3 separate regions of the Homo sapiens genome follow, and regions 1 and 3 are each linked to region 2. Evidence: read pairs that join two places in POLR2A ChIA-PET (ENCODE). Cell type or tissue: Panc1. All regions are shown on one strand. Region 1 overlaps ERGIC1 (endoplasmic reticulum-golgi intermediate compartment 1). Region 2 has its middle 31 kb from the start of DUSP1. Region 3 has its middle 17 kb from the start of SH3PXD2B.

Evidence for each region. ChIA-PET counts read pairs that join two places held together with the same protein. Peaks named below come from ENCODE experiments on the same cell type or tissue, not always from the same donor. Only the 100,000 strongest peaks of a DNase experiment are listed, where the experiment ranks them.
Region 1: POLR2A ChIA-PET joins it to region 2 with 6 read pairs; 8 of 35 experiments call an interaction of 5 or more read pairs at or near these places.
Region 3: POLR2A ChIA-PET joins it to region 2 with 5 read pairs; 3 of 35 experiments call an interaction of 5 or more read pairs at or near these places.

Annotation. Positions count from the first base shown.
Region 1 is chr5:172,936,845-172,940,844 of GRCh38, forward strand. All of the region lies in intron 9 of ERGIC1 (endoplasmic reticulum-golgi intermediate compartment 1), which reads left to right. Among named protein-coding and RNA genes, the nearest start is that of RPL26L1-AS1, 21 kb to the right of the region's middle. In Panc1, no CTCF peak of the experiment used is centred here; no DNase peak of the experiment used is centred here.
Region 2 is chr5:172,738,654-172,742,653 of GRCh38, forward strand. No RefSeq gene overlaps it. Among named protein-coding and RNA genes, the nearest start is that of DUSP1, 31 kb to the right of the region's middle. In Panc1, no CTCF peak of the experiment used is centred here; a DNase peak (open chromatin) is centred at 2,373; H3K27ac peaks cover 837 bases.
Region 3 is chr5:172,469,141-172,473,140 of GRCh38, forward strand. No RefSeq gene overlaps it. Among named protein-coding and RNA genes, the nearest start is that of SH3PXD2B, 17 kb to the left of the region's middle. In Panc1, no CTCF peak of the experiment used is centred here; no DNase peak of the experiment used is centred here.

The DNA.
Region 1 (4,000 bases), 200 kb after region 2:
AAATTAGCTGGATACGGTGGTATATGCACCTGTAGTCCCAGCTACTTAGGAGGCTGAGGTGAGAGGATCACTTGAGCCCAGGATTTTAAGGTTAGAGTGAGTCATGATCGTGCCACTTCACTCTAGCCTGGGCAACAGAGCGAGACCCTTTCTCTAAAAAACAAAAATCCCCAGAAAACAGACAGAGAGATACAAAGGGTGTCATAAGTCTGGTGCTTACATGAGCCTCAGAACAGTTTTTTGCTGTTCTCTTTGACCACATAAAAGTTAGAAACTCCTGTTCAACAAACGGCACATAACATAAAGCAAAAATCTCACACGCAGCCTGGGAAAAGATACTTGCCATCCAAATGGGAAAGGGGTAGCCTTCAGAATTCATATGTAAAGAACTCCTACAGATCAGTAAGAAAAAGTTAACAACCAAAAAAGCAGACAAGGCCAAGGACCAGCTCTTCACAGAGGAGGTGATATTGGCAGTGAAAAGATGCCCAAGTTCACTAGAAATTGGAGGGATGGGATTTAAAACAAGACTCAATTCAGGCCAGACGTGGTAGCTCACACCTGTAATCCCAGCACTCTGGGAGGTGGAAGCAGGAGGATGACTTGAGGCCAGGAGTTTGAAACCAGCCTGGTCACCGCAGCAAGACCCCCTCCCTACAAAAGAAAAGTTAAAAAATTAGCTAGACATAGTGGTGCATGCCTGTAGTTTCAGCTAGTTGGGAGGCTGAGGTGGGAGGATTGCTTGAGCGTGGGAGGTTGACACTGCAGTGGGCCATGATGGCGCCACTGCCCTCCAGCCTGGGCAACAGTGAGACCCGGTCTCAGAAAAATAAAAAAATTAAAAGACCCAGTTGAATCCTATTGGACTGACAGAAATTGAAAACTTGCCCGGCTCACACCTGTAATTCCAGGACTTTGGGAGGCCGAGGCGGGCAGATCACCTGAGGTCAGGAGTTCAAGACCAGCCTAGCCAACATGACAAAACACTACTAAAAATACAAAAATTAGCGGGGCATGGTGGTGGGCGCCTGTAATCCCAGCTACTTGGGAGGCTGAGGTGGGAGAATTACTTGAACCTGGGAGGGAGAGGTTGCGGTGAGCCAGGATCACTCCAGTGCACTCCAGCCTGGGCAACAGAGTGAGACTCCGTCTCAAAAAAAAAAAAGAAAGAAATTGAAAACCTGCTACTACAAAGATTGGGAAGATGTGAAGCCCTGGGAACCCACATGTGCTATTGGTGTGCAGGGACATGGGTACAGCTACCCTGAGGGGAGATGCACAAACCCCAGGACCCAAAAAATCAGGGGATTTGTGAGCAAATGATTTAACCCAAGACCCCGCAGGGTAGCACACCCCAAGTGGGTCTTGGTGCTGATTCTTACTGCAGCTCTCCTACTCCACACCCACGATAAGCCACACACAAAGATACAAGTAGGTTCCCTGGTGCCTCCATGAAGGTCTAGACCACTCCTCAGAGGCCCTAGGGTCTGTACATTGACTATAGCAGAGAAACCCCCTCCAGCCATGCCTCACAGTAGGGTTCAGAAGGCTCTTTTCTGTCCCCGTTTCTGTTTGCTCCTGTATGGAAAGCAGCTGAGACTCTGGGCATTACAATCATTTGGCAATGGCCGGGCACGGTGGCTTATGCCTGTAATCCCAGCACTTTGGGAGGCCGAGGCGGGGGATCACTTGAGGTCAGGAGTTCAAGACCAGCCTGGCCAACATGGCAAAACCTCGTCTCTAGTTAAAATACAAAAATTAGCTGAGCATGGGGGTGGGCACTTGTAGTCCCAGCTACTCGGGAGGCTGAGGCCGGAGAATCCCTTGAAACCCAGAAGGCGGACGTTGCAGTGAGCTGAGCTGATGCCACTGCACTCCAGCCTGGGTACCAGAGCGAGACTCTATCTCAAAAAAAAAAAGAAAAAAAAAAAGAAATCGGCCGGGCACGGTGGCTCACGCCTGTAATCCCAACACTTTGGGAGGCTGAGGCGGGCGGATCACCAGGTCGGGAGTTTGAGACCAGCCTGACCAACATTGTGAAACCCCATCTCCACTAAAAGTACAAAAAATTAGCCGGGCATGGTGGCACATGCTTGTAGTCCCAGCTACTTGGGAGGGTGAGGCAGGAGAATTGCTTGAACCTGGCAGACAGAGGTTGCAGTGAGCCGAGATCACGCCACTGCACTCGGGTCTGGGCGATAGAGTGAGACTCCATCTCAAAAAAAAAAAGAAAAAAGAAATCACTTGGCAAGTGGCTGAGAAATGAAGCAACTTCATTTATTCACTTAACATTTGCTAGAATTCACTATGTTCCGGCCCCCGTAGCAGGCACCAGGGTCAGCTGAATCATACGCAGTCCCTGCCTTGAAGGAGCCCCCTGCTGGAGGGGCAGATGAGTGAGCACAGGGAGCTGTGACCGGCTCTAGTGGAGATGTGCGCCAGACACTGCAGGCAAACAAGAGGGCGCCATCCCCTTTGTTTGGGAAGCTCTAAGAATAGAACCCTGTGATGGGCCTTGAGCTGAGGAGGAAGGGCCCGGGAAAGGGAATGCTATGCGCAGAGGCGCCCAGTATAACATGTCGTATGAAGTCCATGCCACCCCCTTTGGCAGGTGACAAACTCCCCAGTGAGCCGCTGACCTTCTGAGAGCAGGAGGCTCCAAGAAGCCACGGGGAAGACCCTTCCTTCGTCAGAGACCCAATGCCTCTATGACTCCTCCTTCTCTTCCTGTCCTTGGCCACCAGCCTGTCCTCCATTTCTGCCCCATCCACCTCTGCTCAAGCGTGGGCTGGCAAAGCCCTGGGCTTGTGGGCCACACTGCTGCAGGGAACCTCCTGACATCATTAGCCTGGTGGTTCTTCTGAAGGCCCTGTGCCACCACCTTGGTTGCCATGGTAACCGTGGGGTCAGCTCTGAAGGAGCCAGCCGGCCGGCTGTCCCTGGCAGATGGCGTCATTGTGGAGCTTCAAAGGCCCTTGTCACAGGGCAGCAGATGTGGGGATGACGCCAGCACTCAGACACACACGTACACACACGGCACAAAGATCCCTGGGAGCCCTCGGAGGGCGGGGTGGGGCCAGGATGGAAGTGGAGGCACCTGCTGTGGCTTCTCTTTCTCTCTTTTTAAAAATCAAACACTTGCGTGCAAAGCCCCTAAACGGCAAATGGGGGCCTCTGCAAATAGCTCCTTAGAGGGGCTGCAGATGAAGAGGGGCTTAGGTCGGGATGTCGTCATGTGGCGGCTGCGGGGCTGGGAGGCAGCTGTGGGTGGGCTGGAGGGAGGGAGGGTAGAGGCAGATGGGGCCTCCCAGATGCATTGCCAAGTGTTTAGTACCTGGCTGCTTCCAGGTTGCCCCCTCCAGGGTCTCATTGTCCCAAAAGGGCTTGTTTATCCCTAGCCTACAACAGTTTTTCCTCCTGGAAGTCTTTAGCCAGGCTTCTTGGAGCTTCTCTCTCTCGGCACGTGGGGCACCTTGCTCAGAGCGATGCTCTGTGCTATATTAGAACATTCCAGCGCCAAGGGAATAAACAGATTGTGTTTGACGACATGCAAGTAATCCCCTCCAAAGTGCTCCCCTCCCACACACACATTTGTCCTGTGCCACTTGCTGTAGCTCCCTTTTTGAGATTGAGATTGCCTTCAAGTGGGTTGTGGTGACAGACTGGAGGGCTTCAGAGGTGTCAGATCTCTTTCCTTGCATGGTTTATTTTATTTTGGAGGAACAGCCAGAAGTCACAAAGTGCCAGTTGGGCCAGTATGACCGGGATGGTTTTTGCCCACCAAGAAGTACCGGATGGCGATGACACCCTCCCATTGCGTGCTACTCAAAACCTGTCATTCTTGGAGAGTTGCGCAGCTCCCTTAACTCAAGTGGTGCTCAGGGCCCTTGGCCAGGGCTTAACCTGGGTATGAGGGAGAGTTGCTACAGGGAGCCTCACCCACAGACGTTCCTCTCTGCTGCCCTCTTTCATGCTTTCTAACCTGGGGACTAATCCCCCA
Region 2 (4,000 bases):
GGCTAGGAGGTACAGGTGGATAGGGGCTCTCTTTGTTAATCTCGGAACCTGAGGCACCCAATGCAGTTTGGATGTACTTGGGAGTACAATGAAAATACGTGGAAGTGGCCAGGCACAGTGGCTCACGCCTGTAATCCCAGCACTTTGGGAGGCCAAGGCAGGTGCATCACCTGAGGTCAGGAGTTCAAGACCAGCCTGGCCAACATGGTGAAACCCTGTCTTTATTAAGGATACAAAAATGAGCCGGGTGTGTTGGCATGCACCTATAATCCCAGCTACTCGGGAGGCTGAGGCAGGAGAATCACTTGAACTCTGGAGGCGGAGGTTGCAGTGAGCCGAGATCGCGCCACTGCACTCCAGCCTGGGCAACAGAGCGAGACTCCATCTTAAAAAGAAAAAAAAAGAAAAAAATGGAAGTATGTTGACAATCAGAAAAAAGCAATAGGGAAGATACACTTTATTTCATAAAAGAGATCAACAGGTCCTCAACTTCAGACACAAAGATAGGGACAGGTGTGTCCCAAGTACAGGCCAACATCCTCCTGAAGATGGTGCTTTCTCTTCCTACTGGGGCTTCTCCCATGGAGACAAGAGGCAGCCCACAACAGGAATTTAGGGGACGTGCCATTCGCTCAAGAAGGAAATGCCAAAAGTGAGGAGGACAGAAAAGAGTCCCTGCTGTCCTTCCTGTGTCCTGGTGCTGGGTTTACTTGTCTGCGTTTCCCTCTAGACTGAGTTCCTTACATGCGGGGCTAGGGTTGGGGGTGCTTCTCCATCTTTGTCTAGGAAACCCAAAACAATCAATTAAATTCAAGTAGCATTTTTGTCACATTTCTACCCCCTGGGCCTTTTCACTGGGGACAACGGAATGAGTGAGCATTTGGGCATTTGTTCAGAAATATTCACTGGGCTTCCGGGATGTGCCAGGCACAGCTGCAGCTCCCACGCTTGTGAAGTTCACTTGTGCTGTTGCCACTGCCACTGACATCTTAAACCCACTCCACACTGTATGTATTTTGACTTGGGGAATGTTTTCTTTTTTTTTTTTTTTCTTTTTAAAAGAAAATAGTGGCCGGGCATGGTGGCTCACATCTGTAATCGCAGCACTTTGGGAGGCCAAGGCAGGCAGATCACTTGAGGTCAGGAGTTTGAGACTACCCTGGCCAACATGGTGAAACCCCATCTCTACCAAAAATACAAAAATTAGCCAGGCGTGGTGGCGCATGCCTGTAATCCCAGCTACTCGGGAGGCTGAGGCAGGAGAATCGCTTCAACCCAGGAGACAGAAGTTGCAGTGAGCCGAGATCACGTCATTGCACTCCAGCCTGGGTGACAGAGTGAGACTCTGTCTCAAGAAAAAAAAAGAAAACAGATTTCCACTCCTAGGAATATACTAGGTATATACTCAAGAGAAATGAAATTATACATCCACACAAAAACGTGTACACTCACAAATGTTCATAGCAGCATTCTTCATAATAGCAAAAAAAAAATGGAAACAACCCAAATGTCCACCAACCAAAGAATGAATAATAAAATATAGTTTATTCATACAACGATGGAATATTATTTGGCCCTGAAAAGGAATGCAGTACTGATATATGCCATGACATGGATGGCCTTGAGAACATGAAGCTAGGTGTAAGGAAACAGTCACAGAAGGTCACATCTTGTATGATTCCATGTATATAAAATGTCCAGAGTAGACAAAACTATGGAGACATAATTGGATTATCGGTTGCTTACGCTGGTGGTGAAGGGGAAGAGGAGTGACTCCTGATGGGGTAGGGGGTTTCTTTCTGGGGTGATGAAAGTGTTCTTAAACTGATTGTGGCGATGGTTGCACAACTGTGAATATACGAAAAACCATGGAATTGTCCATTTTGCGTGGGTGAAGTATATGGTATGTGATTATATTTCAATAAAGCTGTTATAAAACAAAAAAGAAACAAAATAGAGAATTTCCCCTTTCAAGCACACCAAGTGTCACGGAAATTGATTTCACAACCGAGTGTTCTGCTTTGGTTTATGAGTGGAATTTTTATTTTTCAACAGCTTTGAGCTCATTCTTCAAGTCTCCTTTTCTCAAGGTTTGCTTTGTCCTCAGAAGCCTCCAGTTTCCCTTGCCACCGCCTGTCTCCAGTCCAGGGAACGCTATCTGTGGCCCTTGGCCCACCTCATTCCTCGCCCACCACTGCCCCCACCCCCAGTGCCCACCCTGCCAGGCTGCTGCCAGCTCCCAAATGCCAGAGCTGCCACCTGGGGCCCTGGAGACACCAGGGCCCACACTGTTGTGATGTGTTTGGATGGGGAGTGCGTTCGGTGCCAGCGTTACCAGGCTCGAAGGGTGACTAATCCCGTCTGCATTTTTGGTTTCAGCTGCCTGGCCTGCTCAGCTGGAGAACCCTGCATCTGTCAGCTGTTTTCAGAGAAGCTCACCTCACAGTTGTGGATGCCAGAGCATAAGCCCATTCCCCAGCCCCCCAGCACCACCTACACATGAGTGTGGGCCACAGAAATCGATTGAACACCTACTATGTGCCGGGCACTATTCTGAGGACACAGCAGTGATAAGAAAGAGTACTTGTTCTAACAGAATAACAAAAATACATAGGAAAGAAGGAAGGAAGGGAGGGAGGGAAAAAGAAAGAAAAAGGAAGGAAGGAAGAAAGGAAGGAAGGAAAGGAGGGAGGGAGAGAGGGAGGGAAAAAGAAAGAAAAAGGAAGAAAGAAAGGAAGGAAGGAAAGAAGGAAGGAAGAAAGGAAGGGAGGGAGGGAAGGAGGGAAAGAAAAAAGAGAGAGAAAGAAAGAAAAAGAAAGAAAGAAAGAAAGATCTAGATAATGTTAGAGGCTCTGCTCATCTAAATTAAACAAGGTGAAGTGATCGTGAATACTTAGAAGAACTTCTGATTGAGTGGTTGGTGTGGGGAGGCAGCCTCTCTGGGGAGGTGGCTGAGGACAAACCGTCTGAGTGAAGATCTGGAAAGAGAATGAGCCAACATGGTTCCTGCCTCACAGCCAAGGGGGAAGGAGAAAAAACAAAGTTGGGGCAGTGGGCAGGCCAGGTTTTCCTTTTTAAATGCCACAGGGCCAGGCATGGTGGCTCACACCTGTAATCCTAGCACTTTGGGAGGCCAAGGTGGGTGGATCACGAGGTCAGGAGATCGAGACCATCCTGGCTAACACGGTGAAACCCCATCTTTACTAAAAATACAAAAAAATTAGCCGGGTTTGATGGCATGTGCCTGTGGTCCCAGCTACTCGGGAGGCTGAGGCAGGAGAATCGCTTGAACCTGGGAGGCGGAAGTTGCTGTGAGCCGAGATCATGCCACTGCACTTCAGCCTGGGCAACAGAGCAAGACTCCATCTCAAAAAAAAAGCAACAGGAAACCATTGGGGGTTTTCACTACAGAGGAACAGAATTTGATTTACATTTTTTGAAGCTCACTCTGGCTGCTGGGTGGGGAGTGGACAGGTGTTAGGTAACGGGAAAGTTGGGACCAGGACAGCCTTCAACCCTGGTTCAGGCCCTGCTCTGTCTGCCCCCTACTTCTTCCAGTGGGGCCTGGGCAAGACTCCCCCACTCACTCTGGTAACACTGTAGTGGTTTTGGTTGGGGTTTATTTTTCAGCCTCGGGTTCTTGCTCTGTTGCTAGGCTGAAGTGCAGTGGGCTCAAGCAATCCTCCCGCCTCAGCCTTCCAAGTATCTGGAGTCACAAGCATGACCGATGGCACCCAGCTAACTTTTTTTTTTTTTTTTTTTTTACTTTTTGTGGAGAACAGGATTTTGCTGTGTTGCCCAGGCTGGTCTCAAACTCCTGGGATCAAGCAATCCTCCAGCCTCAGCCTCCCAAAGTGCTGAGATTATAGGTGTGAGCCACTGCACCTGGCCTAACTTTATTTTTTAAAAGGAAATTATGTCATAGCCAAAGGCCATGGGTTTGACGCACAGGTTACATGTGTTTTCTAATCCACATGAACATAAATGTATAACTTTTTTT
Region 3 (4,000 bases), 270 kb before region 2:
TATGATAAGTGATTTTGATTTTTTTTTTTTTTTTGACAGAGGCTCACTTTGTCTCCCAGGCTGGAGTGCAGTGATGCAACCTTGGCTTGTTGCAACCTCCACCTCCCGGGTTCAAGAGATTCCCCTGCCTCGGCATCCCAAGTAGCTGGGAGGGACTACAGTCACGCACCACCATGCCTGACTAATTTTTTTTTTTTAGTAGAGATGGGGTTTCACTATGTTGGCCAGGCTGGTCTCGAACTCCTGACCTCAAATGATTCACCTGCCTTGACTTCTAAAGTGCTGGGTATTACAGGTGTGAGCCACTGCGCCCGGCCTGATAAGTGATTTTTGATTGAAACTTGGACATTTTGGGTATCATAAGACTCTGGATCTTATTTAAATTGTAGGTTTTAGCAGGCGTTTTCTGACGTTGTTGTAGAGGATGTAGGGGCCTCTTCCTCGTTACTGCCAAGTGAGGGTGGAAGTCCAGGTTTTCCACTTGGCTTATGTTTATGCCTGAAGCAGGGGGCTTCTTGTTACTGCTGGGCAGGGTGGGAATTCCATTTTCCCATGTGGCCTCCACTGCCACTGTGTATATGGGGTGGTCTCGTCATTGCTGAGTAGTGGTAAATGTCCTGACTCTCCTCAGGTCTCCTCTGACACCACCCCGGTAGGGAGGTCGAGGAGCACCTTGTTACCACGGGTGGGCTGGATGGAGTCCAGACTCCCCCATAGTCTCCACTGACACAATGGAGGAGGCCTCAGGACCACCAGCTTCCTTCTGGGTCTCTCCGACACTGCCCTGGTGGTGCAGTAGGGGAGGCTTGCTACAGCTTGGCCAGGGTGGAAGGCCAGGCCCTCCCCTTGGCCTTCGTGGGCATGGGCAGTGTTTTCTGTGGAGCTGGGCTAGAGCAGAGTGGTTATTATCTAAACATTTCCTGTCTTGCCAAGCTGCCCCTTGTCCGGTCTTCTAGTTAGAGAGTGCAGGCTCTTCTTGGAGCTTCTTCAGTCGACCCATTGACGTTTCTGGGTTTCTAGCTTGTCTAGTATTCAGTTTGGGAACAACCCAGAGAGCCCACCACCCTGCTGTTAGTTGGGTCCTAACATTCCAGCTGGTCTGCCTTCTTCTCTCCACCTTCCAGAGTCTTCTTACATTTGTTTTATATCAAATATCTAGGATTTTTTTTTGTATTTAGTGGGAAGAAGAGGGAAAAACATATTTATTCCATTTTTCTGGAAATTCTAGAACAAGGTTCTTTTCATTTTGTACCTATTGAAACCCTCAAATGATTACTTCACCTGCTGGGTTCTTGGGAGGATTCAAGATGAGGCACAGAAAGTGTAGAGCAAACAGTAAGTGCTCAAATAAAGGTCAAGAGGAGAAAGAGATGTTGCAATTCTCTCTTTTTTTTTTTTTCCAGAGTCTTGCTCTGTTGCTCAGGCAATGGTGCAATGGTGCAAAATTGGCTCACTGTAACCTCCACCTCCTGGGTTCAAATGATTCTCCTGCCTCAGCCTCCTGAGTACCTGGGACCACAGGCATGTGCCACCATGCCTGGCTATTTTTTTTTTTTTTTAATTTTTAGTAGAGACAAGGTTTCACCTTGTTGGCCAGGCTGGTCTCGAACTCCTGGCCTCAAGTGATTCGCCCACCTCGACCTCCCAAAATGCTGGAATTACAGCTGTGAGCCACCACGCTTGGCCCAGCATTCTTATTCTTACTGTTTTGTTATTTTGGAAGCACTAGTAGTTAATTCCCTGTTCATTCAAGCTACTGCTAGATAACAGTAGGTCTGAGGTTTTGAATTATTGATAAGTACTATTTTATCTTCCCTGACATAAACTTGTTTGAGCTTTCTGTCTGATTTCTCTTCCTGTCCCGCTCCCTCATGTAAATGACAACCATTTTGATTGAGCACCTTCTGTGTGCCAAATGTATACTCCAGCCTTGCTTCCATCTCTCATACACGCAGAAACCCTGAACCGTTAGGAGGGACTTCTTAGATCTTGGGCTGCGTTGGGGGATTTGGGAGAGGAGTCAAAGAGGTGGGGTTTTGCCCTGGATGGGCTGCTGTCAGGAAGCAGGGATAATTCAGAGTCTAGTAATACTTTTTATCTAGGAGGCAGGGGGAAAAGAGCCCAATTGCTCAGCTTGGGCGGGAGGGGAATACGTGCTGTTTAGGGCATTGCCCAGGGTCTTGGTTTTTGTCTCTGCAGGGCACAATTAAGGAGTGGTCTTTTTTTGTTCTGTGTCCTCACCTTCACAGTGTCCTCATCTGACATTGCTATTCTGTGAAACTGTGTGTGTTCAGGATGCCGTGGCACAGCCTGGCTGGAAGCAGGAGGCCAGCTACCAGCTTTTGGTGTCAGGACTGCTTCTTTCTCTTTCTCTTTCTTTCTCTCTTTTTTTTTTTTTGAGACAGATTCTCCCTCTTGTTGCCCAGGCTGGAGTGAAGTGGCACCATCTCAGCTCACCGCAACCTCTGCCTCCTGGGTTCAAGCGATTCTCCTGCCTCAGCCTCCCAAGTAGCTGGGATTACAGGCTCCTGCCACCATGCCTGGCTAATTTTTGTATTTTTAGTAAGGACAGGGCTTCACCGTGTTGGCCAGGCTGGTCGTGAACTCCTGACCTCAGGTGATCTGCCCTCCTTGGCCTCCCAAAGTGCTGAGATTACAGGCGTGAGCCACCGCGCCTGGCCAGGACTGCTTTTTTCTTTTACTTTCTTCTTTAAATCCTGCTCTCCTCAGGGGGCTTAGGTTTAAGAAGGAAAAGTCTTGCTTCAAATCTCCCAGGGGCAGGGAAGCCCAGAGTCAGCTCCCTGGTTGAATGTGGGGAGAAAAATATTTCTGCTAGGAGGAAACAGGAACTCAGGTGTAGACATGTGTTTCTGGCCTCATGGGCTTAGATGGTTTCTGCTAAGCCTAACCAGGGCCTTAATGTCAGGAATGGGAGACCTTACTAGAGAACCAAGGTTCAGAGAAGGGAAATGCGTGGTCCAAGGTAACACAGCCAGCAAGGGCTAAACCTGGATTCCAAAACATAGTTATTTAGTTTAGGAGAGTCATTTTATGCTGAGAAGGAGGATAGTATCATTTATACTGATGCTGTGAGTCAGTCACAGGCCTTTCTGTGCTGAAAAACAGTGCAACAAAATAGGCAAAGCAGAAGAAAGACATGGAAATAAACCTAAGAGGGGGGCAGCTTGCTAAACCTCCATCCCATTCTTTGCTAAATAGACAAGAAATAAATCCAAGCATGGAGCAATGTTCTTGGCCATTTTAGAGCAGTGAATGAGCTCAATGGGCCCTCCTCTGCCCAGCGTACATCTGCAGGTCTGTCGGTCTTTTGCGCACAACTGGGATGTTTATTACACTGCTATGAGCTCCATGGATCTCAAGGGAAGAGCCCCTGAAATGGAGGACTTTAATTATAAACGAGCCCAAGCTTAGGAATCAGAGTTAAATTGAAATCCAAGCCCCATGCCTCTGGTTGTGTGACTGTAGGCAAGTTATTGAACATCTCTGAGCCTTAGTTTCCTTGTCAGTAAAAAGAGGATCACAAAAGACATATCTTGCAGGGTCCCGGGGACTGAATGAGAGAATTCATGGAAAGGGCTCAGCATAGATCCGTGTATACAGCAAGCCCTCAGTGGATGGTGGCTGTTACCATTGGAGCTATAAGGTGGAGTTAAGAGACACACATTCAATTTTGTACTTTGCAAATAAAGAATAAATCTTTTTTTTTTTTTTTTTTTTTTTTTTTTGAGACAGAGTCTCGCTCTGTTGCCCAGCCTGGAGTGCAGTGGCGCGATCTCGGCTCACTGCAAGCTCCACCTCCCAGGTTCACGCCATTCTCCTGCCTCAGCCTCCTGTGTAGCTGGGACTACAAGCACCCGCCACCACGCCTGGCTAATTTTTTTTGTGTTTTTAGTAGAGACGGGGTTTCACTGTGTTAGCCAGGATGGTCTCGATCTCCTGACCTCATGATCCGCCCCCCTTGGCCTCCCAAAGTGCTGGG